Linked DNA regions of Homo sapiens: region 2 is linked to region 1. Evidence: read pairs that join two places in POLR2A ChIA-PET (ENCODE). Cell type or tissue: Panc1. All regions are shown on one strand. Links, peaks and the distances in the headings refer to the core of each region. The heading gives the core; the rest is flanking DNA. Region 1 has its middle 18 kb from the start of RAP1B. Region 2 has its middle 64 kb from the start of LINC02384.

What was found. Peaks named below come from ENCODE experiments on the same cell type or tissue, not always from the same donor. Only the 100,000 strongest peaks of a DNase experiment are listed, where the experiment ranks them.
Region 2: POLR2A ChIA-PET joins it to region 1 with 12 read pairs; 5 of 35 experiments call an interaction of 5 or more read pairs at or near these places.

What each region holds. Positions count from the first base shown.
Region 1 is chr12:68,584,928-68,600,855 of GRCh38, reverse strand. No RefSeq gene overlaps it. Among named protein-coding and RNA genes, the nearest start is that of RAP1B, 18 kb to the left of the region's middle. RefSeq lists enhancers at 8,578-8,787, 12,949-12,998. In Panc1, for the core only: no CTCF peak of the experiment used is centred there; no DNase peak of the experiment used is centred there; H3K27ac peaks cover 3,397 bases.
Region 2 is chr12:68,507,507-68,523,434 of GRCh38, reverse strand. No RefSeq gene overlaps it. Among named protein-coding and RNA genes, the nearest start is that of LINC02384, 64 kb to the right of the region's middle. RefSeq lists a silencer at 14,460-14,660. In Panc1, for the core only: no CTCF peak of the experiment used is centred there; no DNase peak of the experiment used is centred there; H3K27ac peaks cover 6,140 bases.

The DNA.
Region 1 (15,928 bases), core at 2,788-10,787:
TAGCCCAAGGCTGGAGGGCAGTGGACAGTCACAGCTCACCGCAGCCTCAAACTCCTAGCCTTAAGCAATTCTCCTGCCTCAACCTCCCAAAGTTCTGGGATTACAGGTGTGAGCCACTGAGCTCAGCCCTTAAATCTCTTTTAGTCTCTAACAGTCTCTCCTCCTTTTGTTGAGTGAATGGCCATTTGTATTTTTTTTGTGTGTGTGATGTGTCTTTCCTTATTTTTCAGCTTTTGTATAAATGACATCACTTCAGGTCAATACCTTCATAAGTACTCCGTAGCAAAAATGCTATGGCTTTTACATTACACATCTTTATCTATAATATAAATACAAGGCTGAGAAAGTAAGGACCCTCTTCTATACACACATATTTTTATTATGTGAAGAAAACATGGAAAGTGGATTGAAAATCCAGACAAGAAGTGCAGTTAATAATTAAGCAACTGCTACATAGTAGGAACTCATCTCATTTGATCCTTTCAAAAATCCTTTGAGTTGGGTATTTTTATTCCCATTTTCAGATTAGAAAACAGGTTGCTGGAGGCTAATTTAGAAATATGGGGCTGCAATGTCAGCCTGAGGCAGAAGCCCAGGTCCCCATTTCTAGGGATCTCATGGTCATTCCTTTCCATCTGGTTACAGTGCTGACTACAGCAGTGTAATGAAGAATATAATGGGGTAATGAAGGATGGTTTAAATAGGGAGAAAGCTACCAAAGGATAGTTCTGGTAGATGCTTTACCAAATCAAAAAGAAGAAAAAAGAGTCATACCCGGGTGTGTGTTGTGGGCAGACTATTTTGTCTGAAGGTGAATATATTTGAGAAAACAATTACTCAGTGGGGTTCTGATAAAAGTATAACAAAGTTTAATAGTGGCAGAGCAGCATTCTAAGGGCATGTATTTTTCAGTGCCCTGTGCTAGCTGATTCTGTCCATTTCTTTTTTCTTTTTAAAATTACATCCTGGCTGGGCACGACAATTTGGGAGGATGAGGTGGGAGTATCGCTCAAGCCCAGGAGTTTGAATGGTAACATAGTAAGTCCCACTTTCTATAAAAAATTAAATAAAAAAAATTAGGCCGGGCACGGTGGCTCACACCTGTAATCCCAGCACTTTGGGAGGCCGAGGCGGGCGGATCAACTGAGGTCGAGAGTTCAAGACCAGCCTGACCAACATGGAGAAACCCTGTCTCTACTAAAAATACAAAAATTAGCTGGGCACGGTGTCGCGCGCCTATAATCCCAGCTACTCGGGAGGCTGAGGCAGGAGAATCGCTTGAACCCGGGAGGCGGAGATTGTGGTGAGCCAAGATTGTGCCACTGCACTCCAGCCTGGGCAACAAGAGCAAAACTGCATCTCAAAAAAAAAAAAAAAAAAAAAAAAAAAAACTAGCAGGGTGCAGTGGCACACACCTATAGTCCCAGTTACCTGGGAGACTGACATGGAAGGATTGCCTGAGGCCTGAGACAGGGAGGTCAAGGCTGCAGTGAGCCATGATTATGCCTCTGGACTCCAGCCTGGGCAACAGAGCACGATTCTGTCTTAAAAAAAAAAAATTACATTCTTTTGCCTTTTTTAAGATTGACTTTAACATCACTGATGTGTTTGCACATTTCCTTCCTGCTTCATAGTAGAACTCAGAACCACAACTTTTTTTCTCTAGGATCCCTTTCCCCTTCTGTCTCTTATCTAAATTCTTCAGAGGTTGTCATGTCCTTAATGCTTGAAAAAGCATGTCAAAAACTCGTTAGCCAAGGGAGGAAAATTATGTTTAAAATATATTTGGTCTGAAAATTCTATCTGGTTCACCAGTCTGCCTCATGTACCTACATTTGCCCAAGCTGTGAACCACCCCAGCCTCTTCCGACTGTTATTCATGATACTGGCCTAAGATGACACATGAGAATCTCCCTAGATGTTCACACATTTATAAATGCTTCATAAATGGAGATGTCCACAAAAAACAAAAGGCAAAGAATAATTGGCCAATAGCAAAGAGAAGCAAGGTATTTAAAATACCTTAGTTTTTTTTTTTTTTTTTTGAGACAGAGTCTCACTCCATTGCCCAGGCTGGAGTGCAGTGGCACCATGTCGGCTCACTGCAACCTCCCTCTCCTGGGTTCAAGCAGTTGTCCTGCCTCAGCCTCCAGAGTATCTGGGATTACAGGCACCTACCACCATGCCCGGCGAATTTTTTTATATTTTTAGTAGAGACAGGTTTCACCATGCTGGCCAGGCTGGTCTCGAACTCCTGACCTCAGGTGATCCACCTGCCTCGGCCTCCCAAAGTGCTGGGATTACAGGCATCAGCCACCATGTCTGGCCTAAAATATCTTAGTTAGTGGGTATATACCCAAAACAACTGAATCCAACTGCAACAGATATTTGCCCTCCCATGCTTATAGCAGTACTATTCACTATAGTCAAAAGATGGAAACAACCCAAGTGCTGATAAAGAAATGAATGGATAAACAAAATGTGGTATGTATATAATGGAACACTGCAGATGCCAAAATCCATGGATGCTCAAGTCCCTTATATAAAATGGCATAGTATTTGCATATAACCTATGCACATCCTCTTGTATTCTTAAATCATCTCATCTAATAATACCATGTGAATGCTATGCAAATAGTTGTTATACTGTATTGTTTTAAAATTTTTTTTTAATTTCAAAAAAAACACTTTTAATCTGAGGTTAGTTGAATCTAAGGATGTGGAACTGGTGGATGTGGAGGGCCGGCTGTAGTAATTAGCCTTAAAAAGGAAGGACATTCTGACACATGCTACAACATGGATGAACCTTGAGGACATTATGCTAAGTGAAATAAGCCAGCCACAAACAGACAAATATTGTACGATTCCACTCATATGAGGTACCTAGAGTAGTAAAATTCATATAGACAGAAAGTAGAATGGTGGTCAGGGGCTGGGGTGAGGGGAGTTTGTGTTTAATGAGTGCAGAGTAAGTTTGGGAAGATTAAAAATTTCTGGAGATGAATAGTGGTGATGGTTGAAGAACAACATGAATGTATTTAATGCTGCAGAACTGTACATTTATTTTATTTTTTTGAGACTGAGTCTTGCTTTGTTACCCAGGCTGGAGTGCAGTGGCACAATCTCAGCTCACTGCAACCTCTACCTCCTGGGTTCAAGTGATTCTCATGCCTCAGCCTCCTGAGTAGCTGGGATTACAGGTGTGCACCATCGGCCCTCCTCAACCTCCCAAAGTTCTGGGATTACAGGCATGAGCCACTGTGCCCAACTGAGAACTGTACATTTAAAAATGATTCCATTGGTACATTTTATGTATATTTTGCTGCAATTTTTAAGGAATGTCTTGATTAAGAAAGAGCTTGGGCTTTTAGTCAGAAAGCCTGGGTTCAAATTCTGACTTCATAAATTATTAGCTGTGAGAACTCACACTATTTCCATATCTTAAGTTTGAGTTTCTTCACAGAAAAAAATGAGTCTAAAACTAGTATGGGCTTTATAGGCTTGTGAGGATTAAATGAAAGAATCCATTTAAAATCCTTTGCACACTGCCTTGTCCCTAGTCAGCATTCGATGAATGTTAGTTACTTTGATTTTATTATCATTTATTAATATCTAGACTCACTTTTAAAGGTTATATTGATAGATTTTCCCATGGATTTTTAGGAATTCAGTCCATACTTAGATTTCTTAATTCCATGGTTCCTGGCGGTGATTTTAGTATCTGCCAAAGGTAGCTCATCCAGAGACACTGATGAATAGTATGAAGTTCTGATGTGTTTGTGAGGTTTGATGGAAAGAACAAAGGTATTAGAATAATTATAAAAGTATTCTTTTATATTTGGGAAAGAAAATTTTCAGCTGCTTTCTCTCAACCATTGGAAAATAAATTGCAAGGAAAATAACAGTGATTTTTTAAATATTCTGAAACTTTAGATAATTTTTCAATTGTTGGGTAGTATTTGCTGTGTAATCCAATAGTTACAACTACAGGGAAATTTCCTGTAGCCTAGATCATACTTTCTGGAAAGCAGGTACTGAGTATCTGATGTCTTGTGTAATTACAGAACAATAATCATGAAGTATCTCAATTTTACACTCAGAAGTATGATCCTTTTGTGAGTAATTTTGTTGTGTGTTTGAGAAACAACAGAGAGAACTATGGAGCTGCTGCCTTTTGAAAAGGGGAAACTCAAATAATATAAGGGAGGCAGTGTGTCAAGCTTTTTACAAATGAAACCTCCAACCCTTCAAGGTTGCCATTATTATCAACACTATTTTAAAGGCAAAGAAAGAGGCTCAGAACTTGCCTGTGTGTGCAGAGAGCCAGAATTTTGAATATAGGTCGATTTGGCTTCAAAGCTCATGCTCCTTCTCTCAAAGCTATTTTGAATATAGGTTGATTTGGCTTCAAAGCCCATGCTCCTTCTCTCAAACAAGCCACTTGTTACTATCACAGGAGCTAGCTTCACTTTTGGAGCTGCTGCACGTTCTGAAATCACTTTGGAACTACTGCTGTCTCTGATGGAATGTAGTGGTGGCTCTTTCTTCTCTAGCCTGCGCTCTGCTAAGGGAAAGAAGCTGCTGCCTAGAGAAAATAAATCATAAGGGGCATAATGAGACCTCTATTGCCCAGAGATATTTCTTCTCTCTTATTTGACCCGAAATCACCACTATTAAAGCCATTCTTGGTTTACAAAACAAAAGTGCCACTGTCTTCAGAAATCCTCTGTTACAGTATACATATGTTACCTGAGAGTAAGAAGGAGAGACTGAGAGTTTCTTCTAGTTCTCTCATTAGCAGTTTAGTTTGTCAGTTAAACCAGTTGTCTCCTGAAAGGCCTAGATAGACTATCCCAGGCAAGACACACTTGACAAGTGAGTGTCACTAGTGCTCAGTGCCCTAGGGCTCAGAGAGGTCAGCAGGTCTGGCCGGAGGTCCTGAAACCTGAGCAGTGACGGGGCAGATTGTGGACCCTGAAATGATAGAGAATAAGCCTCAACTATGGCTGCTTATAGTAGTGACCGTTGGTTGGTTGCAAGCAGCAACCAACCTGACCTACCTTAAACAGAATGGGAATGTATTAGAAAAATGCAGCGGTATCTCAGGAAATGATGGAATTATTGAATGGCCAGGCCTCAGGAAGGATGGAACTAAGGAAAGTCCTGGGACTGCAGTGGCAGTTGATGGAGGCCCCAGCCTATGACCATCCAATGATCCGACTTGATTTCCAATCCCAGTGTTTCTCAAACCTCAAGTAAGAATGAGAATATGATATGTTCAGCTTAGATTATTGTTCACTCTTGGCTTACTCAGCAATGGCTGTGTTTTGGGGAGGGGCAGGGTTAGGTCCCATGGGAAGTTCACACAAAAGAAACAGGAACCTTCCTTGTGGGCAAACTAGGCAGTTTCGGAGAAGAGGGGCTGGGGTGACACTACGGGACACCCGCCACATACCTTCACAGAAACAGATCTTCTCTGGGGAGTTATTTTGTAGGGGAAATTGCTTTGGCATAGTCTAGCATAGTGGTTAAGAGTATGCATACTTTAGAGCTAGATTGCCTGAGTTCAAATACCAGCTCTGCTAATTCCTGGGCAATCTACTGAAGTATTTTGTGTATCTGTTTGCATACCTCTAGAGTAGTGATAATAATAGTACCTACTACCTGAGAGCATTAGAACTAAATGAATTATGCCGGGTGCAGTGGCCCATGCCTGTAATCCTAGTACTTTGGGAGGCGGAGGTGGTTGGATCACGAAGTAGGAGTTTGAGACCAGCCTGGCCAGCATGGTGAAACCCTGTCTCTACTAAAAATACAAAAATTAGCTGGGCATGGTGGCATGCACCTGTAATCCCAGCTACTCGGGAAGTTGAGGCAGGAAATCACTTGAACTTAGGAGGCGGAGGTTGCAGTGAGCTGAGATCGCACCACTGCACTCCAGCCTGGACAACAGAGCCTGACGCCATCTCAAAAAAAAAAAAAAAAAAAAAAAAAAGAACGAAATGAATTAATACCAGCAAAGAGTTTAAAACAGTGCCTGAAAAACAGTATGCCCTTGATAAATAGCTATTATTATCTTGGCCTATGGGGCAACATAATATTTACTGAAACCATTAAATGGGTCCACCTCACTTAAAAAATACCCAGTGAGGCTCTTTTTACAAGTAATTTTATGAAAGAGGGGAACAATCAGATAAACATTTTGTTTTGAAATGTGGATTTAGTTTAACTTAGGCATAAATATAGATGCAAGAAATAAAAAAATGAGGATATAAAACTATTAAGAAAAAACATAAAGCAAAAAAAGAAAAAGAACAAGAACAAAAAGGGTTACAACACCAAAAGCAAAATTTATAAAAGAAAAGCTGATAAATGTGAATTCATCAAAATTAAAAACCTTTGCTCTTCAAAAGGTACAATTAAGAGAATAAAAAAACAAGGCCAGGGGCTGTGGTTCATGCCTGTAATCCCAGCACTTTGGGAGGCTGAAGCAGGCAGATCACTTGTGGTGAAACCCTATCTCTATTTAAAAAAAAAAAATACAAAAATTAGCTGGATGTGGTGGTGTGGACCTGTGATACCAGCCACTCGGGAGGCTGGGGCAGGAGAATCACTTGAACCCGGGAGGCAGAGGTTGCAGTGAGCTGAGATAGCGTCATTGCACTCCAGCCTAGGCACCAGAGTGAGACTCCATCTCAACAACAGAAGGAAAAGATGGCCAGGCATGGTGGCTCACACCTGTAATCCCAGCACTTTGGAAGGCTGAGGTGGATGGGTCACTCAAGGCCAGGAATTCGAGACCAGCTTGACCAACATGGCGAAACCTTGTCTCTACCAAAAATACAAAAAATTACCCAGGTGTGGTGGTAATCCTAACTACCTAGGAGGCTGAGACACAAGAATTGCTTGAAGCTGGGAGGAAGAGGTTGCAGTGAGCCGAGATTGAGCCACTGCACTCCAGCCTGGGGGACAGAGCAAGATTCTGTCTTAAAAAAACAAAACAAACAAAAAACGAACAACAATAACAAAAAACAAAACAAGCTACAGACTAAAAGAAGATATTTGCAAATCATATATCTGATGAAACACTTGTATCAAGAGTAAAAAATACCACTTATAACTAATAAGAAGACAAATTACCCTATTAACAAAAGGGCAGAAGATTTGACAGATATTTCACACAAAAAAGCTATATGAATGGCTAATGAACATATGAAAAGATCCTCAACATCTTTGGTTTGGGAAATGCAAATTAAAAGTCATAATGAAATACCACTGTTCGACTGACTATAGCAATATAGGAGATGTGGAGAAACTGGAATGCATGTGTATGGAGGAACTGGAATGCACATTACCACAAGAATGTGAAAAGGTGCAGCCACTTTGGCAATATCTTAAAAAGTTAAACATAAATTTAGCATGTGACCCAGCAATTTATTTCCTACAGGTCTACCTGAGAAAATAAAGAAATGTATATATACTCATGCTAAGACTTGTATAAAAATGTTTATAAAAGCATTATTTAAAATAGCTAAAAGGCCGGGCACGGTGGCTCATGGCTGTAATCCCAGCACTTTGAGAGGCCGAGGCGGGCTGATCACCTGAGGTCAGGAGTTCGAGACCAGCCTGGCCAACATGGTGAAATCCTGTCTCTACTAAAAATACAAAAATTAGCCAGGCAAGGTGGCAGGCATCTGTAATCCCAGCTATTTGGGAGGCTGAGGCAGGAGAATTGCTTGAACCCAGGAGGCAGAGGTTGCATTGAGCCAAGATCGTGCCATTGCACTCCAGCCTGGGCAACAAGAGAAAACTCCGTCTTAAAAACAACAACAACAAAAAAAAAGCTGTTTATATATGTATATACACACATCTATATATATATGTATATACACACATCTATATATATACACACACATCTATATACATATGTATATATACACACACATCAGTAGTTTGTTCACACAGGTGAACTTCAAAAACAGTATGAGAAACAAAAGGAGACAGACACAAAAGACTATATCTTGCATGATTCTATTTATGTGAAATTTCTAGAAAATTTAAATCCACAGAGACAAAAAGCAGAATAGTAATTCCCTGGGGCTTAGGATGAGACTGGGAATTGACTGCAAATGTGTGCAAGAGAAATTTTGGGGGTAATAGAAATGTTTGAAAATTGGATTGTAGTGGTGGTTGCACAACTGCATAAACTTACTAAAATCACTGAGGTGTACACTTAACAGGTGAATTTTATGGTATGTAAATTATACCTCAAGAAAGCTGCTTCTGTCCTATATTTCAGTCTGACATACCAGTAAAAACTATAGCTAAAAACACTTATGAAAGAACTCTTTTAGTTCAACACTATTTGCTGAAACTTTGTTTTTGCTTCAAAATGTTTTATACCCAGTTCCACCCCATCTCCCATCTCACTTATCCATCCTAGAGTACTAACTTTATCAGGGTTGCTAAATCATGTATAGACAATGGAGTCTAACGTGATTTCATAATGAGACTTTAGGTTCCAGTGTTTACTGATATTTAAAAAAAATGCATCTGGAAAAGCCACAGGCACCCAGTGCCAACCTATGAGAGCAGCTGCGGGGGCTGAACCCTGTGGTTCAACCCCTCATCTCTACCCTGAGACTTTAGGTTGAGATTCTTTATGAACTGTGTTTGTATAGGTCTAGCTATTCCCTTTCTATTTGATACTGGGCAGATCCAAATTTTACTGAAATGTGAGAAACCATTCTCCAAGGAAAATTCACCAGTGCTGATTTCTAGAGCTGCCAGCTAATACCCAGGAATTTATTTTCTCTGTCTTCAAAGTGCCATACTACCCTAACCCTGACAGGAAGAAAACAACTTTCAGGTTGAGCGCCACATCAAAAAGGCTTCTCCTGTTACTAAAAAAAAAAATTTCATTCACTTGATAGTTACTTCCTGTGTCAAACTATCAGATGTTCCCCTTGAATGCAGCCATCTGGAGGTTTGTTGTTTGTTTTACGCCAACATGTTAACATAAGGCACGTGGAGGGAACAACATCCATTTGTTTACGTATCTAGCTATCCAGCTATGCATCTATCATCTACACATTCAACAATGGTTTCTTGAGTACCTGCTATGTACTATGAGACTTCGAAGCCTCAACTCTTGCATTCGTGCAATACACATACATGACCAAATCTCATGTCAAATTGTAATCCCAACTCTTGCATTCTTGCATATACTATACATATCCAAATTAAGGATGCAACAGTGAGTAAGAATGACATGGTTTCCACTCTCACAGAAATTAGTCTTTTTTTTAGATAATACAGGTCAGTAGTGAAGACACATTTTTCTACTTTCCAAGTTTTCTTGTGCTGGCCTTGGCTCCTCTAGTGGCTATACGGGTGACATCTCAGGTGACATGGTGATTAGTTTGCTCTCACATTGCTATAAAGGAAATACCTGAGACTGGGGAATCCATAAAGAAAAGAGGTTTAATTGGCTCATGGTTCCACAGGCTGTACAGGAAGCATGGCAGCATCTGCTTCTGGGGAAGCCTCAAGAAACTTACAATCATGGCAGAAGGCAAAGTGGGAGCAGGCATCTTACATGATAAGAGCAGCAACAAGAGAGAGAGAGAGAGAAAGAGAGGAGGTGCCCCAAACTTGTAAACAGCCAGATCTCATGAGAACTCTATCATGAGAACAGCACCAAAAGTATGGTGCTAAACCATTCAGGAAGGACCATCTCCATGGTCCAGCCACCTCCCACCAGGCTCCACCTCCAACACTGGGGATTACAATTTGACATGAGACTTGCCTGTGGATATGGATGCAGAGTCAAACCATATCATTCCACCCCTGGCCATTCCCAAATCTCATGTCCTTCTCATATTGCAAAATATAATCATGCCTTCCCAACAGTCCCCTAATTTTAACTCATTTCAGCATTAACTCAAAAGTCCAAAGTTTCATCTGAGACAAGGCAAGTCCCTTCTGCCTATGAAACTGTAAAATAAAAAACAAGTTAGTTACCTTCAAGATACAATGCAGATATAGGTATTGGGTAAATACTCCCATTCCAAAAGGGATAAATCAGTCAAAAGAAAGGGGCTACAGGCACCAGGCAAGCCCAAAACGCAACAGGGCAGTCATTAAATCTTAAAGCTCCAAAATAATCTCTTTTGACTCCATGTCTCACATGAAGAGCACAGTGGTACAAGGGGTGGGCTGCTAAAGCCTTGACAGCTATGCCCAAGGCTTTGTGCCCTACTCCTCAGTACCACTTTTCTATATTAGTCCATTTTCACGTTTTTATAAAGTAATACCTGAGCCAGTGGCTCATGCCTGTGATGCCAGTACTTTGAGAGGCCGAGGTGGGTGGATCACCCAAGGTCAGGACTTCGAGACCAGCCTGGCCAACATGGTGAAGACCCGTCTCTACTTAAAATAGAAAGTTCAGCCCCCATGGCTGCACTCACGAGTTGGCATTGGGTGCCTTGTTTTTCCAGGTGCACAGTGCAAGCTGCTGGTGGATCCACCATTCTGTGGTCTGGAGGATGGCAGTCCACTTCTCACAGCTCCGTGAGGCAGTGCCCCAATGGGAACTCTGTGTGTGAGGTCCAACACCACATTTTCCCTCCACACTTCCCTAGCAGAGGTTCTCTATGAGGGGTCCACCCCTGCAGCAAGCTTCTGCCTGGACATGCAGGCTTTTCCATACATCCTCTGGAATCTAGGCAGAGGCTCCCAAGCCTCAACTCTTGCATTCTGTATACCTGCAGGCTTAACACCATGTGGAATCCACCAAGACTTACGGCTTGCACCCTCTGAAGCAGCAGTGTGAGCTTAACCTGGTTCCCTGTTAGCCACTGTGGGAGCCGGAGCAGCCAGGATGCAGGAAGCAGTGTCCCGAGGCTGTGAGGCTGCTCAGGGCAGCAGGGCACTGGACCTGGCCCATGGAAACCATTCTTCCTTCCTAGGCCTCTGGGACTGTGATGGGAGGGGCTACAGTGAAGGTCTCTCTCGCTCTGTTACCCAGGCTGGAGTGCAGTGGCACAATCCCAGCTCACTGCAACCTCCGTCTCCCAGGTTCAAGCAATTCTCTTGCCTCAGCCTCCTAAGTAGCTTGGGACTACAGGCATGTGCCACCACACCCAGCTAATTTTTTGTATTTTTAGTAGAGACGGGGTTTCACCATGCTGGCCAGACCGGTCTCAAACTCCTGACCATGTGATCTGCCCACCTCAGCCTCCCAAAGTGCTGGGATTACAGGTGTGAGTCACTGTGCCCGGCCTTGGCTTCTTTTTACTTATGTAAATTTCTGCAGCTGGCTTGAATTCTTCCCCTGAAAATGGGCTTTTCTTTTCTACCACATGGCTCAGAGGCAAATTTTTCAAACTTTTATGCTCTGCCTTGCTTTGAAATGTAACTTTGAGTTTATGTCATTTCTTTGCTTATGCACATGAGCATAGGTTGTTAGAAGCAGCCAGGCCATATCTTGAACACTTTGCTTCTTAGGAATTTCTTCTGTCTGATACTCTAAGTCATCACTCTCAAGTTCAATGTTCCACAGATCCCTAGACGGGGGCACAATCCAACCAAGCTCTTTGCCACGGTGTAACAAAAGTGACCTTTGCCCCAGTTCCCAATAAGTTCCTCATCTCCATCTGAGAACTCATGAACTCATCAGCTTGGCCATCTCTGTTCATATCACCATCAGCATTTTGGTCACAATCATTCAACAAGTCTCTAGTAAGTTCCAAACTTTCCCTCACCTCCCTGTCTTCTTCTGAGCCCTCCACACTCTTCCAACCTCTTCCCATTACCCAGTCCCAAAGCCATTTCCACATTTTTAGTTATCTTTATAGCAATGCCCTACTCCTCAGTACCACTTTTCTGTATTAGTCCATTCTCACATTGCTATAAGGAAATCCTTGAGCTGGGCCAGGCATGGTGGCTCACGCCTGTAATCCCAGCACTTTGGGAGGCTGAGGCGGGTGGATCATGAGGTCAAGAGATCGAGACCATCCTGGTCAACATGGTGAAACCCCATCTTTACTAAAAATACAAAAATTAGCTGGACATGGTGGCATGCACCTGTAGTCCTAACTACCTGGGAGGCTGAGGCAGGAGAATCACTTGAACCCGGGAGGTGGAGGCTCCAGTGAGTTGAGATGGCACCACTGCACTCCAGCCTGGTAACAAAGTGAGGCTTTAAAAAAAAAATACTTGAGCTGGGCACAGTGGCTCATGCCTGTAATCCCAGCACTTTGAGAGGCTAAGGTGGGTGGATCACCTGAGGTCAAGAGTTCAAGACCAGCCTGGCCAACATGGCAAAACCCCGTCTCTACTAAAAATACAAAAATTAGCTGGGCATGATGGTGCATGCCTGTAATCCTAGCTACTTGGGAGGTTGAGGTAGGAGAATCACTTGAACCTGGGAGGCAGATGTTGGAGTGAGCCATGATCACACCATTGCACTCCAGCCTGGATGACAAGAGTGAAACTATGCCTAAAAAAAAAAGAAAAAAAAAAAAAGCCGGGTGTGGTGGCTCACGCCTGTAATCCCAGCACTTTGGGAGGCCAAGGTGGGTGGATCACCTGAGGTCAGGACTTCAAGACTAGCCTGGCCAACATGGTAAAACCCCATCTCTACTAAAAATACAAAAATTAGCTGGGTGTGGTGGCAGGCACCTGTAATCCTAGCTACTTGGGAGACTGAGGCAGGAGAATCACTTGAACCTGGGAGGGGTAGGTTGCAGTGAGCTGAGATTGCGCCACTGCATTCCAGCCTGGGGGACAAGAGTGAGACTCCGTCTCAAAAAAAAAAAAAAAAAAGAAAAAAAAAAGAAATACCTGAGACTGGTTAATTTGTAATGAAAAGAGGTTTAATTGGCTCATGGTCCCACAGGCTATACAGGAAGCAATGAAGCATCTCCTTCTGGGGAGGCCTCAAGAAACTTACAATCATGGTGCCAGAGGGCAAAGTGGGAGCAGGCATCTTACATGGCAGGTGCAGGACCAAGAGCGAGAGAGGGGAGGTGCCACACACTTTTAAACAGCCAGATCTCACGAGAACTCTATCATGAGAACAGCACCAAAGGGATGGTGCTAACCATTCAAGAAGGACCATCTCAGTGATCCAATCACCTCCCACCAGGCTCCATCTCCAACACTGGGGATTAAAATTTGACATGAAATGTGGGCAGGGACACAGATCCAAACTATAGCACATGGTGACTGTGGTAGCTCTGACAGTGGAGGCAGGGAGCTCCCCTGTGCTGGTAATGTGGTTTTAATACACTGACAGTGGTTACTTAGTCAAGCTCTAGAGAACAGTCTTGGAAGCAGCTTCCTCTTTAACGACAAGGACAAAATTCTCAGCAGTGGCCACAAGAACATTGGCAATAGTAGCTGTTCTGCCATTTTCAGTGGTCTCTCCAGCACCACTGCAAACTAAATAGAAAACAAATGCAAATTTTATGTCTTTTTATGAAAATGTAGCTCCTGGTCTTGCTTGGAAACACATCAGTTCTGTAAAATAGAGCACTTTTTTATACCCTAATTTTCTCAAGAAATGATGTCATTTGTTTCTCAAATATTTAATATTTCTGTAACTACATGGTAAATCAAGATTGCTTTTCAATTCTTTGTGGTTTTTTTTTTGTTTGTTTGTTTTTTTTTTTTTTTTTTTTTTTTTTTTTTGAGACGGAGTCTCACTGTTTCCCAGGCTGGAGTGCAGTGGTGTGATCTCGGCTCACTGCAAGCTCCGCCTTCTGGTTCACGCCATTCTCCTGCCTCATCCTCCCGAGTAGCTGGGACTACAGGCGCCCCCCACCACGCCCAGCTAATTTTTTGTATTTTTTAGTAGAGACGGGGTTTCACCGTGTTAGCCAGGATGGTCTCAATCTCCTGACCTTGTGATCCACCCGCCTCCGCCTCCCAAAGTGCTGGGATTACAGGCATGAGCCACTGCACCCAGCTGCTTTTCAATTCTTCTGGTATTTTCAGCTTGGTGGTATGTAGTAGCTAGGTGATGACATTAGATAACATTGTTTTTAGAAAGGGAAATTTAAAATAATGTGTCTAGTTGGGACTCTACAGAGAAAAGAAGACAGTAAGTAATTAGCCAATTTATAACTAGGAACAAAAGATATAGCTCCAACCTTTACTTTTGAACAAAACAATGAAATAATATAAAAATAGAACAGTACTTTTTAGGTAATATAAGTGAGTTGAAACCTCGGCCAGGCATGGTGGCTCACTCCTGTAATCCCAGCACTTTGGGAGGCCGAGGTGGGTGGATCACCTGAGGTCAGGAGTTCGAGACCAGCCTGACCAACATGATGCAACCCCATCTCTACTGAAAATAAAAAAAAATTAGCTTGGCGTGGTGGTGCATGCCTGTAATCCCAGCTACTCAGGAGGCTGAGGCAGGAGAATCGTTTGAACCCGGGAGGCAGAGGTTGCAGTGAGCCAAGACCTCACCATTGCACTCTAGCCTGGGCAATAAGAGCAAAAGACTCCATCTCAAAAAACAGCAACAATGAAAAACCCTCATAAGAACATTGTATACGCTGTATAGCGTTTTTGGCCTTAACTATCTCTGCACATGGTAGAGTTTAAAGCTTCTTAAATTACACAATTTGCAGAATGCCACATAGTCTGACTTCCTTTACTGCATCGGTCATAGGGGACTGCTATGGTAGATCCTTTTCTTCTGCCTGTCTGGGAGATTCCTACCATTGCAAGCACTTCCTATGAGGTCAGAAATGACAAATGTATAGCAGACATGTCTATGCCCAGAGGACCACCACTCATCCATTCCAGCACTCTTTTTTTTTTCTTTTGAGACAGAGTTTCGCTCTTGTCATCCATGCTGGAGTACAGTGGCGTGACCTCTGCTCACTGCAACCTCCGCCTCCCAGGTTTAAGCAATTCTCCTGCCTCAGCCTCCCAAGTAGCTGGGATTACAGGCACCTGCCACCATGCCAGCTAATTTTTGTATTTTTAGTAAGGATGGGATTTCACCATGTTGGCCAGGCTGGTCTGGAACTCCTGACGTCAGGTGATCCAGCCGCCTCAGCCACCCAAAGTGCTGGGATTACAGGCATGGGCCACGGCTCCTGGCCCCAGCAATCTTTACCACTGAGCCCATGCATGGCCTCAGAATCCTTATCAGCTCACCATTCTAGGGCCCACTACCAATCGGTTGGAATTAACAGGAGATGAACTGTATTTGGTATTTTTGGATTAGGGAATTAAAACAGGGGCATTAGCTCTAAAGCCTATAGGGAAGTGAGGCTGTAATCCCAGCACTTAGGGAGGCTAAGGTGGGAGGATTGCTAGAGCCTGGGAGTTCAAAACCAGCCTGGGCAAGAGAGAGAACCCATTTCTACAAAAAATAAAAATTTAGCCAGGCATGTTGATGTGTCCTTGTAGTCCCAGCCAGTTGGAAGGCTGAGGCCATAGGATCACTTGAGCCCAAGAGGTTGAGGCTGCAGTGAGCTGTGATTGTGCCACTGCACTCCAGCCTGGGTGGCAAAGAAAGACCCTGTCTCAAATGAATAAATAAATAAAGTGAAATGAATGTATGTTACCTAGCAAAGAAGAAATTGACTTGCCAAGAATAAGACCTTTTTTGTTTTAATTTTTAATATCAGCTTAATATCTGGGCCTGAAGAATCAGGAGAGAGAGTTTGAGCATGAGGAAGCTAAGAATGGTAATGACCAGGTCTGCAGTTTGAGGAGCAGGACCAGGGAGGCAGCACAGAGAAGAGTAGATGAGAGAAAAAGCCAAATTTGGCTTGTTTTGCAATTCCCTGGGATCATGTTACTCCAGCTTGGTCTCTTTCCTAGTGCGGGCTACTAACAGTGACTCACCTGCCAGTTCCTGCATTACCTGGACTTTTTGGAAGTCTTCCACCAAATACTGGTT
Region 2 (15,928 bases), core at 5,379-13,378, 80 kb after region 1:
AGAAGAAGCAGGGAATGTGTCTTCTACTTTGTTGGTAGGAAATAAATTGCTATGACAGTTTAGGTGGGCAATTTGGCAGTATTAATCAGAATTACAAATTCACGTGCTTTAGATGAGGAATATACTTTTTGGAATCTAGTTAACTATATCCTAGTGATATACACATAGATGTGGTACAGCTCTACAGTAAAAAAGCAACTTAAACATTAGAAATATGCACACAGATGTGGTACAGCTATACAAATATATAACGTTTAAAATTCAAATTAAACATTAGAAATAATGGGGGTAGATCTATATATTCTGCTGTAAAAGATGTCCAAAGCAGAGCAGTGATTATTGTGTCTGGGTTAAAAAATTTAGGTTAAGAAATACAGACATCTGTGTCAAGAGCAAAACCCTGTGTATACTCTTGGGTGCCACATGCTTTTCTTGGAGTCTCTGTGGTTGCCTTCTAGAATGCCCCTGACTGCAAGTCTCACCTCCAAGTCTTTGTCCCTACAGGTAAGGGATTATTATTGAGATTCTCTGAGGTCTCCTGTGCTTATGTTGCCTTTGGACATAGGGTCCTTTCTTCAACTCAGATTAGTCTGCTTCATGTCCCGCAGAGTGTCTGTCTTTGATGTTGCTACTATGTGCTTATCACTTTGCCCTAGTTTCCATTGCCAGTGTAGGTTTGTTCATCTATATGTATTTTTATTCCCTTGGTCATTTCAATGAGCTTATGGGAGGGGCAGCTGGAAATGCATGTTCAAGTCACCATATTACCTGGAATAATTTTAATACCTCATTTTAGATAATTTCTTTTGCATTTTCTCTAATTACTTAGGGACATTTTTAGGAGTTTTAATGCCAAATAAGTAAACATTTGGAAGGGTGCATATTTGGGAATTTTGCCAGAACCAATTTTAAAAGCAAAGTTTTGATAGAAATGATAGACTATGGTAAAAATTAATGAAAACTTGTTTAAGAAACAGTTTATTTTGCATAGTTAGAATGGACTTTATCTGTACACTTAAGACTGTGCAATGGTTTTAACTGAATATATGTCTTTTACTGTACCTGAGGGTATAGTCTGTACTAGAGGAATAAAAGGATCCGACTGCGGTGCCAGTGAATGAAATAGGCCTGTTCCTTACAGAGCTGTGATGTACAGTGATTATCATTCAACAATGCCCACAGGAAGTGAGGATATCGAAATGGTCCCTATGAAGACAAGGGACATTACTCACTAACGGGTAGCATATCTATCAGCCTTGAAAATAATTAGAGATACTAAAATCATAACTGCATAAGCATATGGAGAGCTGTGCAGTTTAAAACACAAGTGCATATTTGTATATTTCATCAGAGTTTATAATGGCTTTCACATGTTTTTTCCTCATAGAATCCTCACAACAACCCAGGCAAAGTGGACAGTGTAATTTTATCCCTGTTGTGCAGATGAAGACACTATCGGTCAAAATGATTAAATGATTTAAGTAAGGTCACACATTCAGTTAGTAGAAATTCTCATATATAACATCTTTTAGATCATATCAGTTTATTAAAAAATGATTCATTCAGTAGCTATAGGGGCAAATCAATACACTGTGATATTTTATACTCCTGTTAACAGTGTATGAGAGTCAGAATTTCTTAGCACACTAAAAGCAAGGCAGTTCTATGAAGGCCTCCTTCACAAGCGATTGCCACGTCATCTGTGCTAATTTCCTGAAAACTTTGTTAATGGTCATTCATTAACAATCATTCCCATTTTATCTGAGGCTTTTCATTTCTGGCTTATCTTCATTATAATTTACATGTTTCCTTTAAAAATGTTTTCTAAAGCACAGCAAACCAGTAAACGTGCTAATAAAAACTAAAGCCGAGATTTAATTTCTTAGATAAAATTGAAACAGGCTGACAAACTCAGACTTGTGGGAAGATTGGAGAGACGGTTGCCTGGGAAATATTTAATGAGTCATTGTTTTTAAAACCTCCAGAGCCAGGAAGAAGGGGCTGATCAGCTGGGATGGGCTATCATATTCCTATTTCATATATTTCTAGAAACAGCACAGTTTTGTGCATGTGTTCAATGGTCCAAAATTAATAACTTCTGGTAAAATTGAGAGATGAGCTACGTTAGGTAAATTTGGTCCCCCTGACCTAGTCATAAACATTTATAAATAGGATGAAAAGTCTTCCTTTAGCCATTTCTTATACATATATGTTTATCTGTGCATATGCCTGTCTCCCTCACTGGCTAGTAGAGTTCTTTGAGCTAGAGAATGAGGGTTTTCATCTTTGTTTTACAGCTAGGACTTGAGAGAAATACCTGTAATGTAATAATGCAGATGAATACTTGATGCCTGGCTGGAAAAAGGACTTTTTGAGTATAATAGCGATGGAAGAATTCCCAAAGGAAATTATTGAAATATTTGAATTTATAAAAATAAAAAATATCTCTGCACTGCCCCCTTCCTCCATATAAGTCTAAGCCCATAAACCAACTTAAATGACAAAGCGAATAGGGGAAAATATATCCAGTAAACTTGACAGCAAGAGATTGAATACCTTTATTATGTAAAGAATTCATAAATATCAAGAAGAAAAATATAAAGAACCCAATAGTTAAATGGGCAAAGGACATAAATACATAATTCACCAAAGAGAAATAGAAGTGACTAATAAATATAAAAATGCCCACTTTTACTTTTAATCAAAGAAATGCAAAACAAAACAAATACTATTTCTGATCACTAGATGAAAAAAATTTTCTTTAAAAAAAATTGTAGTGAACCTGACAAAGGCAGAGTGAATAAGAATGTATTTTGATACAAACTTTCTGGAAAGCAATTTGGGAATATTTATCCAAAGCTTTAAATATATTAATATTCTTTGACAAAAGAGTTCCACTTTTATTGAATTAATTTATTTATTAAGATGGAGACTCATTATGTTGCCCAGGCTGGAGTGCAGTGGCTATTCATAGGCGTAATCAACAGCGCATTGAAGCCTCCAACTCCTGGGCTCCAGCAATCCTCCCACCTCAGCCTTCCAAGTAACTGGGACTATAGGCACAGGCCACCACCCTTGGCAAGAGTCCCACTTTTAGAAATTTATCCTAAGGAAACAATATGAAATGTGAGTAAAGGCAGTCTACACGATGTTATTTATTTGAACAAATACTAGAAAAATTTAAAAATCCAATTGTAAGGGATGATTAAATAAATTTTGGTGTAGCCAGAAAATAGGCTCTTTATACATCCTTTAAAGTTATGCTAATGGAATTAAAAATATATAACATGGCAAAATACTTATGGTATAATTTGAAATTAAAAAGTACTTTTAAAATAGACATTTATACATAGTTGTATATACGCATAGAAAAGTTACTAGAAATAAATATATCAATATTTAGCAAGAACTATTTCTACACAGTGGAATTGCAAGTAATTTCTTCATACTTACATGTGTTTTTTGAGCTTTTTACTAAGATAATGTACTACAGATCTGGGCATGGTGGCTCACGCATGTAATCCCAGCACTTTGGGAGGCTGAGGCAGGTGGATCACCTGAGGTCAGGAGTTTGAGACCAGCCTGGCTAACATAGTGAAACCCCGTGTCTACTAAAAATACAAAAAAAATTAGCCCAGCATGGTGGCAGGCACCTGTAATCCCAGCTACAGGGGAGGCTGAGGCATGAGAATCACTTGAACCTGGGAGGCAGAGGTTGCAGTGAGCCAGGATTGTGCCATTGCACTCCAGCCTGGGTGACAGAGTGAGACTCGATCTGAAAAAAAAAAAAAAAAAAAAAAAAAAAGGCATCGCTCCTGATAATGTACTACAAATCAAACTTGAAGTTATGTACATATTTCAAAGAATGTGTAGTATGTACATAACTTAAAGAAACCTGGTTGTTAAAATTAGCAAGGAATAGGTAACAGGTAGAAGGAGTTTCTTTTTAAGATGAGAGACATTTGAAAGCTGCATGCAGTGGGAAAGAGTGGAGAGGGGGAGGTTGAAGATATAGGAAGAGGCTCTCATTGAGGGCTGAGGTCCTGGGATACAGAATTGAGTGAGACCTGGGTGGGACCCCTCTTCCAGTGAGGCCTGAAGGAGGAAGGTGCAGACCAGTTAGGCAGCGGGGATGAGAAAGCAGAGATTCTCACCTGATGACTGCTATTTTTTTCTGAAGAAAAGAGGTAAGATTCTTTGCTGGGAGTCTGAGCAGATGCTTGAGAAAAGTGTGAAGCTTTGAAATAGCCACTGAGCAGAAAAGAAGGCACTCTTGTGCCATTTTCCCTTCAAAACCTATTCCTTCTTTTCATTCCTGTAATCAATGATTGGCACTGATGATTCAAGATAGAATCTGGAAATCATTCTCTGCATTCCTATCGATCAATAAGTTTCTAGTAATTCAACCCCCTCAGCATCGTCTCTTGAATCAGCCTTCTCTCTTTTTCATCTTCTTGCCTGTATTGCTGCAATAATTTCCTAATGGCCTGTCTAGGTTCATTTGTTTCTTCCTACTCTCAATCTTTGTATTACATTGTTGGCAGGCCCATCTTCCAAAAATCCAATTAAGGACTTTGTTATGACCCTTTAAAAAAATACTCCAATTGCCTTTAGGATGAAATCCAAATTCCTCTGCAGGATATACAAGACACTTCTTCTTTGTTGTTTCATTGTTTTGTTTTTTATTTACCTATAAAGTTAATTTTTAAAATTTGAATTTATAGCTTGGCATGGTGTCTCCTGCTTATAATCACAGCAACTTGAGGCCGAAGTGAGGATCTTTTGAGTTCAAGGCCAGTTTAAGCAACCTAGTGAGAGCCCATGCCTAAAAAATAAATAAATAAAATAAAATAAAAAGTCAAAAAAATTTTTTTGAACTTACACAATGTTTAGCAATAAAGCACAAGTTTTAACCTACTTTATATGTTGAGGATCTGCAACAGATTTTGTTTGAAAAAGGACTCCAGTGCTTTTTAAATTTTAATTTGGCTGGGTGTGGAGGCTCACACCTGTAATCCCAGCACTTTGGGAGGCTGAAGTGGGCGGATCTCTTCGGCCCAGGAGTTCAAGACCAGCCTGGGCAACATGACAAAATTCTACCTCTACAAAAAATACCAAAAAAAAAAAAAAAAATAGCCAGGCATAGTGGTGCACGCCTGTAGTCCCATCTATTTGGGGGGCTGAAGTGGGAAGATTGCTTGATTCTGGGAGGTGGAAGTTGCAGTGAGCTGAGATTGCATCACTGCACTCCAGTACAAGGCACTTCTTGATTTGTTTCTTATAATTTTCAACTTTTCATTGAGAGATGAGCTGGAACAAATCTGCACGTAAAGGACGTAGCGACAGTGGTGTGCTGGAGCCAACTCATTACCAGCTCATGAGAGCCATCCACTCCATCCATCCATCCATCCATCCATCCATCCATCCATCCATCCATTTTTCCTTTCTTCTTTCCTTCCATTCATCTACCCTTCCATTTACAAATGCCTACAATATGCTGACAAATGTATAGGCTAGGTGCTAGGGAAATAATACAAAGAAGTCTAGTTGTGGTGTCTGTGCAAGAGAAACTTAAAGGTCTGGTGAGGGAAATAGACTTAAATAAGTGTGAAAAATGTTACAGCCATCAAAATATGTACAGGGTACAGTGAATACAAAAAGGAATGAATGTTAGGTCTCTAAGGTGAGGGTTGGGCAGGGAGACGGAGTCAAGGCAAGTTTCCTAGAAACTAAGATGACTTTCGGGTTTCTGATAACTAGGTATGTTAGTTACAGAAAGCTACAGAAGCAACCTTCCCTACCCCCACCAAAAGGTGGCAAATTCCCACTCTCCTATCATTTTGGGTTACACTTGTACTGAAAAAGATGCATTTGGGGAAACATATCAGAATCTTTCAGCCTCTACATTTTTGCACGCACCATTTTCTCTGCCAGAAACATCCCCTATTCACTTCTTCACTTGGCTAATACTTAATATAAAGGCAAATGTGAAAGCATTTATGTATCAGCTGATGTGCTAAATTCTTTACATTCATTATTTCGTTTAATCCTCATAATAATCCTGTGAAGGAGGGATCTCTTTGCAGATGAGAAAACTGAAGTTCAGAAAGGTAAGTAACTTGCTCAAGGTTATCCCAACTAGTAAACTGGAAGGGCTGGATTTTGAACCCAAGCAATGAGACTCAAGAACCCATGTGTTTAATCATGACAACAAAGTGCCTTGTCAAGATTCAGTTCAACTGTCTCATCTTCCAGAAAGTCTTTTCTGTTGCCCTTTTTTAATGGGTGCATCTCCTTATTCCCAAAAATCACATGCATGCAAATTCATCACGGCACTCGCCATACCCTACTAGAAGCATTTGTTGCTCCTTTTCTGTTCATTAGCTGCTTCCCTTTCTTTCCCAGACTATGAGCTCCTTGAGGACAGGAAGAATTCCATACGTCTGTTTCCTCAATTCAGAACACAGTACCCAGTTTTCCATAGGATCTTGATCAATGTTTGTTGAATAAATGGAGGCATGAAAAAACATGGCATATTATTTATGGGAAATTAGATGGGGTTAGAAAATAGTGTATGGGCTAAACCTGCAGAGGTAGAGTGGGGTCGGATAATGAAGATTGTTATATACTAGTTTAGGAATTTGCAAGCAGCAGTCACAAGATCCTTTAAAAATACTTCTACATCCATGGATATTATACTTTTCAATTCTGTAAGTCTGTAATGTGGGTCATTAACCATGTGTGTGCTGGTACCCGTTTAACAACCCCCTACTGAAGTCCTGATTTGTAGTGTTTTTTATTTCCATGGTGTACGTGTTTTTATCATGGCAAACTTCAAGTTGCCAATGTGATGTTATTGAATGTGGAAATAAGAAGGGATGCGCAGTAGCATGCCATTATATTTTCACCCCACAGTTAAAATAGACACAAATGGCCTCAGGAGCACACATAATAGTGAAATGTAGTGAAATAATTAAGACATGATGACTTCTGAGTGTTTATTACTTTTGTTTTTAATATAAATCTTTAATTGTTTATATAATTTAATTTTTAATAATGTCCAGGTTTAACAGCTATCTTACAAAATTCCTTAAATTTTTATTGACGCATAATAATTGTACATATTTACGGGATACATGTGATATTTGATACATGCATACTGTGTGTAATAATCAAATCAGAGTGATGGGATATCCATCACCTCAAACATTTATCATTTATTTGGGTGGAAAACATTTCAAATATTTTCTTCTAGTTATTTAGAAGTGTACAGTAAATTATAGATAACAATAATCATCTACTGTGCTATTGAACACTAGAACTTATTCCTTCTATCTAACTGTATTTTTGTACCTATTGGCCAGCCTGTCTTCATCCCCCTTTCTTCTCCCTTCCCAGCCTCTGGTAACCATCATTCTATCTCTACCTTCATGACATCACCTTTTTTAGTTCCCACATATGAGTGAGAAGTTGAGATATTTGTCTTTCTGTGCCTGGCTTATTTAATGTTCATCGGGCTCATCCTTGTTGGTGTAAATGATACGATTTCCTTCTTTTTATGACTAAATAATATTTTACATTTTCTTTATCCATTCATCCATTGAAGGACACTTAGATTGATTTCATATCTTGGCTATTGTGAATAGTGCTTTGATAAACATGGGGGTGCAAATATCTCACTGATATTTTGATTTTCTTTCCTTTGGATATATAACTAGCAGTGGGATTGCTGGATCATATGTTAGTTCTATTTTTAATTTTTTTTGAGGAAATTCCATGCTGTTTTTCATAATGGCTATACTTATTTAAAATTCCTTAAATTTTAACAATTGGCTCTCATGAGCTGGTAATGAATTGGCTCCAGCACACCACTGTCGCTACTTCCTTTACGTGCAGATTTGTTCCAGCTCAGCTCCTGGGACCAAACTTATTCCTAAGCAGGTGACTATAAAAAGCTCTGGGTCAGTGGGTTCTCAAGGTAGCATTAGCTCTCTTATTATCTGCTCTAATCTTTGTGTTCCAGTTCCTCAGTACTCATGTTTCTGCCTTGTTTTGCAGAACATTCCCTGCAGATATAACCATCTTTGCAAAGACTGCTTTTTATCCTTAATACTAGTTTCCCTCTGACTCCTTTTTTTGAGGCAAGGTTGATCAAGTTGTGTAAGTTCTGACCTGCACAGGGGTCATTATTCATATATGGACTGTTTGCTTAGACTATCACATGTTACATTGCTTTCTATTGTTTACCTACCTCACCACTGCTTGAATACTCACCCTGGCATTTGGACTTTCTTTGACTCCAGTACATGGATGGCTCTTCCATCCTGCTTATCCTCTTAGTTTTGGATCTACCTTTGGAATCAAGATTCTGTATTATTTTTGCTTCAGTGACTGACATCTGGCCTTTGTCCGTGATCTGATTGCAAGGCTGCCTGGCTTCCTGGCTTTGGCCCAGCCAACCACAACTCAAATCCAAATGCTGATAAACAGCAACATGAGAAAATGAGCTGATTTAAGCAGATATTACAATTTTAACGTTATCAATATCTGCCAGTAGTTACAAAGACCATAGTCGTCTTACTTCTAAACAATTCCTGAAGATTCAAGACTGCTGAGAGTTTTGAAGAGTGTCTAGGTTAAAATAATGGAGCAAATGAATTAAATAAATGGTAGTTTTCTCCTGTCAGTTCAAAGAAGGCTCATAGAAGACTGAGTGAATATGTGGATCTTTAATGGATTGAGTTTCTCCTTTCTATAGCCCCATAGCAAGGACATATGGGCTAAATCTATGCTAAGCAATGTACGTTTTTGAAATAAAACACACAATTCTTATACATAGTCTGTTTATTTGCTATTTGAACCTAACAAACTCAAGAAGGAAGACTTGGCATTTCTCTTAATGTTCAATAGTTTTATTATTATTATTATTATTATTATACTTTAAGTTCTATGGTACATGTGCACAACGTACAGGTTTGTTACATTGGTATACATGTGCCATGTTGGTTTGCTGCACTCATCAACTCGTCATTTATGTTAGGTATTTGTCCTAATGCTCTCCCTCCCCCGGCCCCTGGCCCCCGACCCCCCGACAGGCCCCGTGTGTGATGTTTCCTGCCCTGTGTCCATGTGTTCTTGTTGTTCAACTCCTACCTATGAGTGAGAACATGCGGTGTTTGATTTTCTGTCCTTGTGATAGTTTGCTTAGAATGATGGTTTCCAGCTTCCTCTATGTCCCTGCAAAGGACATGAATTCATCCTTTTTTATGACTGCATAGTATTCCATGGTGTATATGCGTCACATTTTCTTAATCTAGTCTATCATTGATGGACATTTGGATAATAGTTTTTTTTTTTTTTTTGGCAAATAAATGTGGTTTATTTTTATTTAACATTTCTACACTGATTTATCAGAGATAAAAATTAATTTTGCACAGTAATCTACTTTCTTGCTAACTTTATTTTCTTTTTTAATAATCTAGATAGGATTTCTCAAGTACATAACATTGAAACATTTTTATTTTCTTTTTTTATTATACTTTAAGTTTTAGGGTACATGTGTACAATATGCAGGTTTGTTGCATATGTATACATGTGCCATGCTGGTGTGCTGCACCCATTAACTCGTCATTTAAACATTAGGTATCTCTCCTAATGCTATCCCTCCCCGCTTCCCCCACCCCACAACAGGCCCTGATGTGTCATGTTCCCCTTCCAACTTACAAGGGATGTGAAGGACCTCTTCAAGGAGAACTACAAACCACTGCTCAAGGAAATAAAAGAGGATACAAACAAATGGAAGAACATTCCATGCTCATGGGTAGGAAGAATCAATATCGTGAAAATGGCCATACTGCCCAAGGTAATTTACAGATTCAATGCCATCCCCATAAAGCTACCAATGACTTTCCTCACAGAATTGGAAAAAACTACTTTAAAGTTCATATGGAACCAAAAAAGAGCCCGCATCGCCAAGTCAATCCTAAGCCAAAAGAACAAAGCTGGAGGCATCACACTACCTGACTTCAAACTATACTACAAGGCTACAGTAACCAAAACAGCATGGTACTGGTACCAAAACAGAGATATAGATCAATGGAACAGAACAGAGCCCTCAGAAATAACGCCGCATATCTACAACTATCTGATCTTTGACAAACCTGAGAAAAACAAGCAATGGGGAAAGGATCCCCTATTTAATAAATGGTGCTGGGAAAACTGGCTAGCCATATGTAGAAAGCTGAAACTGGATCCCTTCCTTACACCTTATACAAAAATCAATTCAAGATGGATTAAAGATTTAAACGTTAGACCTAAAACCATAAAAACCCTAGAAGAAAACCTAGGCATTACCATTCAGGACATAGGCATGGGCAAGGACTTCATGTCCAAAACACCAAAAGCAATGGCGATAATAGTTATTAACATTGAGTATTAGTCCATTTTCACACTGCTATAAAGAAATCACTGAGACTGGGTAATTTATAAAAGAAAGAGTTTTATTTGACTCACAATTCACACGGCTGGCGAGGCCTCAGGAAACTTATAATCATGGCGGAAGAGGAAGCAGGCACCTTCTTCACAAGGCAGCAGGATAGAGAAGAGCAGGGGAAATCACCACTTATAAAACCATCAGATCTTGTGAGAACTCACTCACTATCACGAGAACAGCATGGGGGAAACTGCCCCCATGATCCAATTACCTGCCTCCCTCAACACATGGGGATTACAGGTCCCTCCCTCCGTACATGAGGATTAAAATTCAATATGAGATTTGGATGGGGACACAGAGCCAAACAATTTCACATTGGTAACCTAATATTGATACAAAACTGACGTTAATACCTTTCAGCCTTGAGCATCCTTGAATGATCTAACAACCAACTTGAGAAAATCTGTAAGGGAAAATGCATTTTAAAATACTCATTTGGTTCCCTCAAGGGGAGCAGAAACCTTGAGTTGCTATTTTAGGACTCAGGCTCTTGGTTGAAGGTAGAAGTTGCCCTATGCCTCAGGCTTCACTGATGTTCTGCTCCTGCTGAAAGGTAGCTGGGGCAATTCCCAGTCCAGGAAAAGATTTCTATGCTTATTATTGAGCAGAATGAATCCTTATGAACTCAAAGACTTTTCCATACTCCAGGAGAGCTGCTGTGTTCAATGACACAGAAAAAAATCTCCCTTAGAACAAGAAGTTGGTTTTCCTAAGAACATTCTAATTCTCAGATGCTTTCCAGAGAAAGGGAGTTACCTTAAATCTTTTCCTGGACAAGGTAGGGTTCAAAACAGATATTCCAATAAATAAATAACTGACTGAAGTTAGAGAGCTCTCTGTTTCCAAAAACAGAGAAACAATGCCATGTAAGGCTGGCTTCATGGGCATGTGACCTGCGTCATTACACAGAATTCTGCACTTAGAGGACTCCACGCTGAATTTAAGATGTGGCTATTGCCATCTTGAAATTCTTTTTTTTTTTTTTTTTTGAGATGGAGTCTCACTCTGTCACCCAGGCTGGAGTGCAGTGGCGCGGTCTTGGCTCACTGCAACCTCCACCCCCTCAGGTTCAAGCGATTCTCCTGCCTCAGCCTCCTGAATAGCTTGGATTACAGGCCCACTGTAATTTTTGTACTTTTAGTAGAGACGGGGTTTCACCATGTTGACCAGGCTGGTCTTGAACTCCTGACCTCGTGATCCACCCTCCTCGGCCTACCAAAGTGCTGGGATTACAGGCGTGAGCCACCGTGCCCGGCTGAAATTCTTAATAATTTTTGAACAAGGGAGTCCTGCATTTTTGTTTTTCACTGGGCCCTGCAATTCATGTAGCAGGTCCTGATTGCAAGAGAGTTGGAAAAAGACTTCCAAAGAGGAGCATTCCCTGCAAGAATGCTCCAGGACAATACTGAAAACATGTCTTGAAGAAAAGTTGTAATTTTTATTTATGTAGCCAGGCAAGGGTAAACTGAAAACACAGCTACCACAAGTACTGCTTTATAAACATCCCACTGTAACAGTAGCTATCATTTATATTGTGCTTACCATGTGCCCAGCTCTGCGTGTGTTAACTCGTTTAATCATCATTATATCCCCCCGTTCACAGTTGAGGATATGAGGCACAGAGAGGGTAAGAAAAGCTCCAAAAGTCACACAGGTAAGTAAATGACAGGGCCTAGATTCACACCGAGGCAGTATGGCTCCAGAAGTTTTTTTAAATGTAATGTTTCTCCCTTTTACTAAGGAACAATGACATTGGTTTGCAAAAAGATATTTTGCACTGTCTCTAGTCTAGCTATTACTTTAGAATTCAGAGAAAGCTGATGAGCTAGGGCCTTTTAAAGACTTGAGTCAATGTGTCCTTGAAAGCTAATAGTGAATTGCACCATAGAACAAGCACATTCTTTCCTTTGGAACATCAGCTACGGACTATTTTATAAAGGGGAAAAGTACTAACATATTATACTTTATTGTCTCATGACTGGCATTCAATTTTGACTCAGATTTAAACTACAGTACTAAGCTTATATGCTAGAGGCAACATACTTATCTTTGGAAATTTACAGTATATTTTATTCCTTTCAGGGAATTGGGGATTTGGCTCCTACTTGCTGAATATGTTACAAGATTCTGTAAAGCCATTTTTAAATTAAAGAGACTTTCTTTGACTTTATTTTAAAAAATCTTTGTAGGCACCATAGCATATTGGTTGAAAGGATGGGCTCTAGAATCCCACAGCTGGTTTTCTGGCCCTTGTATGTGCATCTGTAACAAATATAATAAAAACAGACACCTCACATGGCTGCTATGAGATTAGGAAGGAGCTAGCACTTCCTAGAACATAGTTAACCTCAGGCTATATGAATAATGGTTTTATTTATGGACACTGGTATAGAATAGTGCGGTAGATGGATCTTGGGGAGATAACTTATGAGTCTCAGTTTCTTCAGTGTAAGTTAATAACACCTATCTCACAGAGGGTTATAAGGATTAAATAAGATACTGTATAAGAAATGTGTACTTAGCACAGGGCTGGAATATGGTAAGTTCTTATTAAAATGTAACTACTATTATTCTATTTGAACTTTCTTTAATGTAGGTCTAGGTAATTCCACAGTGAAATTTGGAGCTCAGCATAAAACCATTTTCATCTTTTTCTTCTTCTAGGCCATACTCTGTTAGAAGAATGAGGTAAATATTGGTCTTTATTGTACAGTGATACTTTTATGTATTAATTATGCATTTAAAAATAAACTTTGGAAAGACAAATTGATCTCTTTCCAATGGTCCTTTTATAAAAAGCTATTAAAAATAAGGCATAAAAGAAATCACATTCATTCATTATTAATACCTTATAGCAGTGATTACATCAGCTCAGTCTGCCCATCGATCTGCCTCAGAGCCCTTGCCTCAACTGGAGCTCAAAGAGCAGACAACAGCACAGAGGAGGCAAAGAGCAAATCTTCTCCCGGGTCCTCCAGATCTTGCTCTCTCAGTAAGGCCCTTCTTCTCCTGCACCTGCAGCTCTCCTCCTCCATTGATTTCTTTCCCTTGGCCCATCAATGTGCTTGAGTCTTTTTCTACTTTATGCACAAGAAATAAGACAAGCTATATTCCCCTCAAACTTGCTGTTCCCTTGAAGTGCCGTTTTATCTTTCCCTTTTCTTTGACTGCTAAACTTCTGCTAAAAGTGGTCTTCACATCCTTAACATCTCCCGCTTTTTACCTGCTCCTTTCACCCCTGTGGCTTTCCAGAAACTGTTATTTTGAAAGCATTAAGAACCTCCTAATCATCGAGGCATTTAATTTTTAGACTTCATTCTTCTTGATCTGTCTGAAACACGTGACCTGTTGAAATCTTGACAGTCTCTTACCTTCAGAAACATTGTACTTTTCTTAACATTTGTGCCTTGGTTTGCTCATAGAAAATGTAATGATGTCAGCTTTGCAGAATGTTGTAAGAATAAAACAAAGTGATATCATTCACATATTTAGCAATCAGCAAAATTAGCATCACTTTCCCCCGCCCAGACTGTAAGCCTTACACTTAGCAGATGACTTTTATATCTGTATTTTTGTTTTGGCCTTTCTCTACAGGTTCGTTCTTCCTTTTTAACAGACGGCTGCACAACTATTTCTACTTGTAATAATAAAATCATGGATGGTTAGGGCTGGAAGCATTCTTAGAGAGATCACTCTCAATTTACAGTGAAGGAAATGGTGGTGTGGAGAGTAAATTGATTTGAGCCAAGGCTGCTTGGTCAGTAAGGAAGGCTTCAGTTTCAAACAATAGGAATCCCAATGCAATTGGCTTAAGTGTATGATCTTCCACAACAAGAAGTACAAGACTATGGTATACTAGGGTTGGTTAATGTAGCAGTTTAATGACAACATCAAGGGCTCAGGTTGCTTTCCTGGGCTGCCACCGTCAGCACATTGGTCTTTCTACAGGCCAGCTCCTGGAGGTTAGATGGCCTCAGCAGTTCCTGGTGTCTCAGCCAGACCTGACAATGAAAGGAGAGGCCATCTCTTCCTGTATGGCTCCTTTTATGAGTGAGTGTACACTACTCTGCAGCACACAGCCGACTTTCCTTCATGCCTCATTGGCCAGATTTGTGACATGCTCTGAGAGTGGGACATGTGATTGACTCAGACTGATTAGAATTCACCCTTGGAGTCTGAGTCTCATCTCCTCTGAAGCATATGGCACTACCAACTTAGGTGGATGCAGAAGCTAAATCTGGATTCTTAGATTAGAAAAGAGGAAGGTGCAGTGAGAAATGGGTGTTGGGTAGGCTTCGACAGTGTCTGCCACTGTCTCACAGTGAGTTTGTGGCAGTGTCACAACTAGAACCCACTACCCAACCTTCTTTCAATAATCGTTATCACCTCTGAACACTTGAACCAGACTCACCATGACTAGCATCTGACTGATTACCCTTCTACCCAGACTTGTCCAATATCATATTCTCCTATGTACTAACCATTTTCTCCTAAAGGTGTGTGATATGGTTTGACTGTGTCTCCTCCCAAATCTCATCTTGAATTGTAGCTCCTATAATCCCCACATATCTGGGAGGAACCTGGTGGGAGGTAATTGAATCATGGAGACAGGTTTTCCCATGCTGTTCTTGTGGGAGTGAATAAGTCTAATGATATCTGATGGTTTTATAAAGAGCAGTTCCCCTGCACATGCTCTCTTGCTGACTGCCGTGTAAGATGTGCTTTTGTGTCTCCATCACCTTCCACCATGATTGTGAGGCCTCCCCAGCCAGGTAGAACTGTGAGTGCATTAAACCCCCCTTTTAAAAAAATATTAATTATCCAGTCTTGTGTATTTCTTCATAGCAGTATGAAAAGGGACTAATACAGTATGCTACAATTTTCTTCAAAATGTATTCGTCTTTGACGCCTACCTTGTTTGTTCTCTACAATGATTCACTCTCCAAATCTTATTTAATCCCTTGATTAAAAATCTCACACATTCATCATTTTCTTTCCATTATTGCTGTTATCTCTAGGCCACATCTTTATTATATATGAATTAGATTATTATAATAGTCACATAACTGATTTTCCTGATGCAACTTTCTAACTCTCATTTATCCTTCAAATCACTGGTATATTCATTTTCCTAAAACATTCATCTCACCTTTGTGAAAACTTTGGTAGGGGGGTGCCAAGTGAAACTAAGCTGTAATAATTTTTAAAAATTAGGATAAAGTATGAATTCAAAGTCGTCAGTTCCTTTTTTTTTCTAGTGTTAGAACTTATTTATTTATTTATTTGAAACAAAGTCTCACTCTGTCACCCAAGCTGGAGTGCAGTGGCGCGATCTCGGCTCACTGCAACCTCTGCCTCCAAGGTTCAAGTGATTCTCCTGCCTCAGCCTCCGGAGTAGCTGGGATTACAGGCAACTGCCACCATGCCTGGCTAATT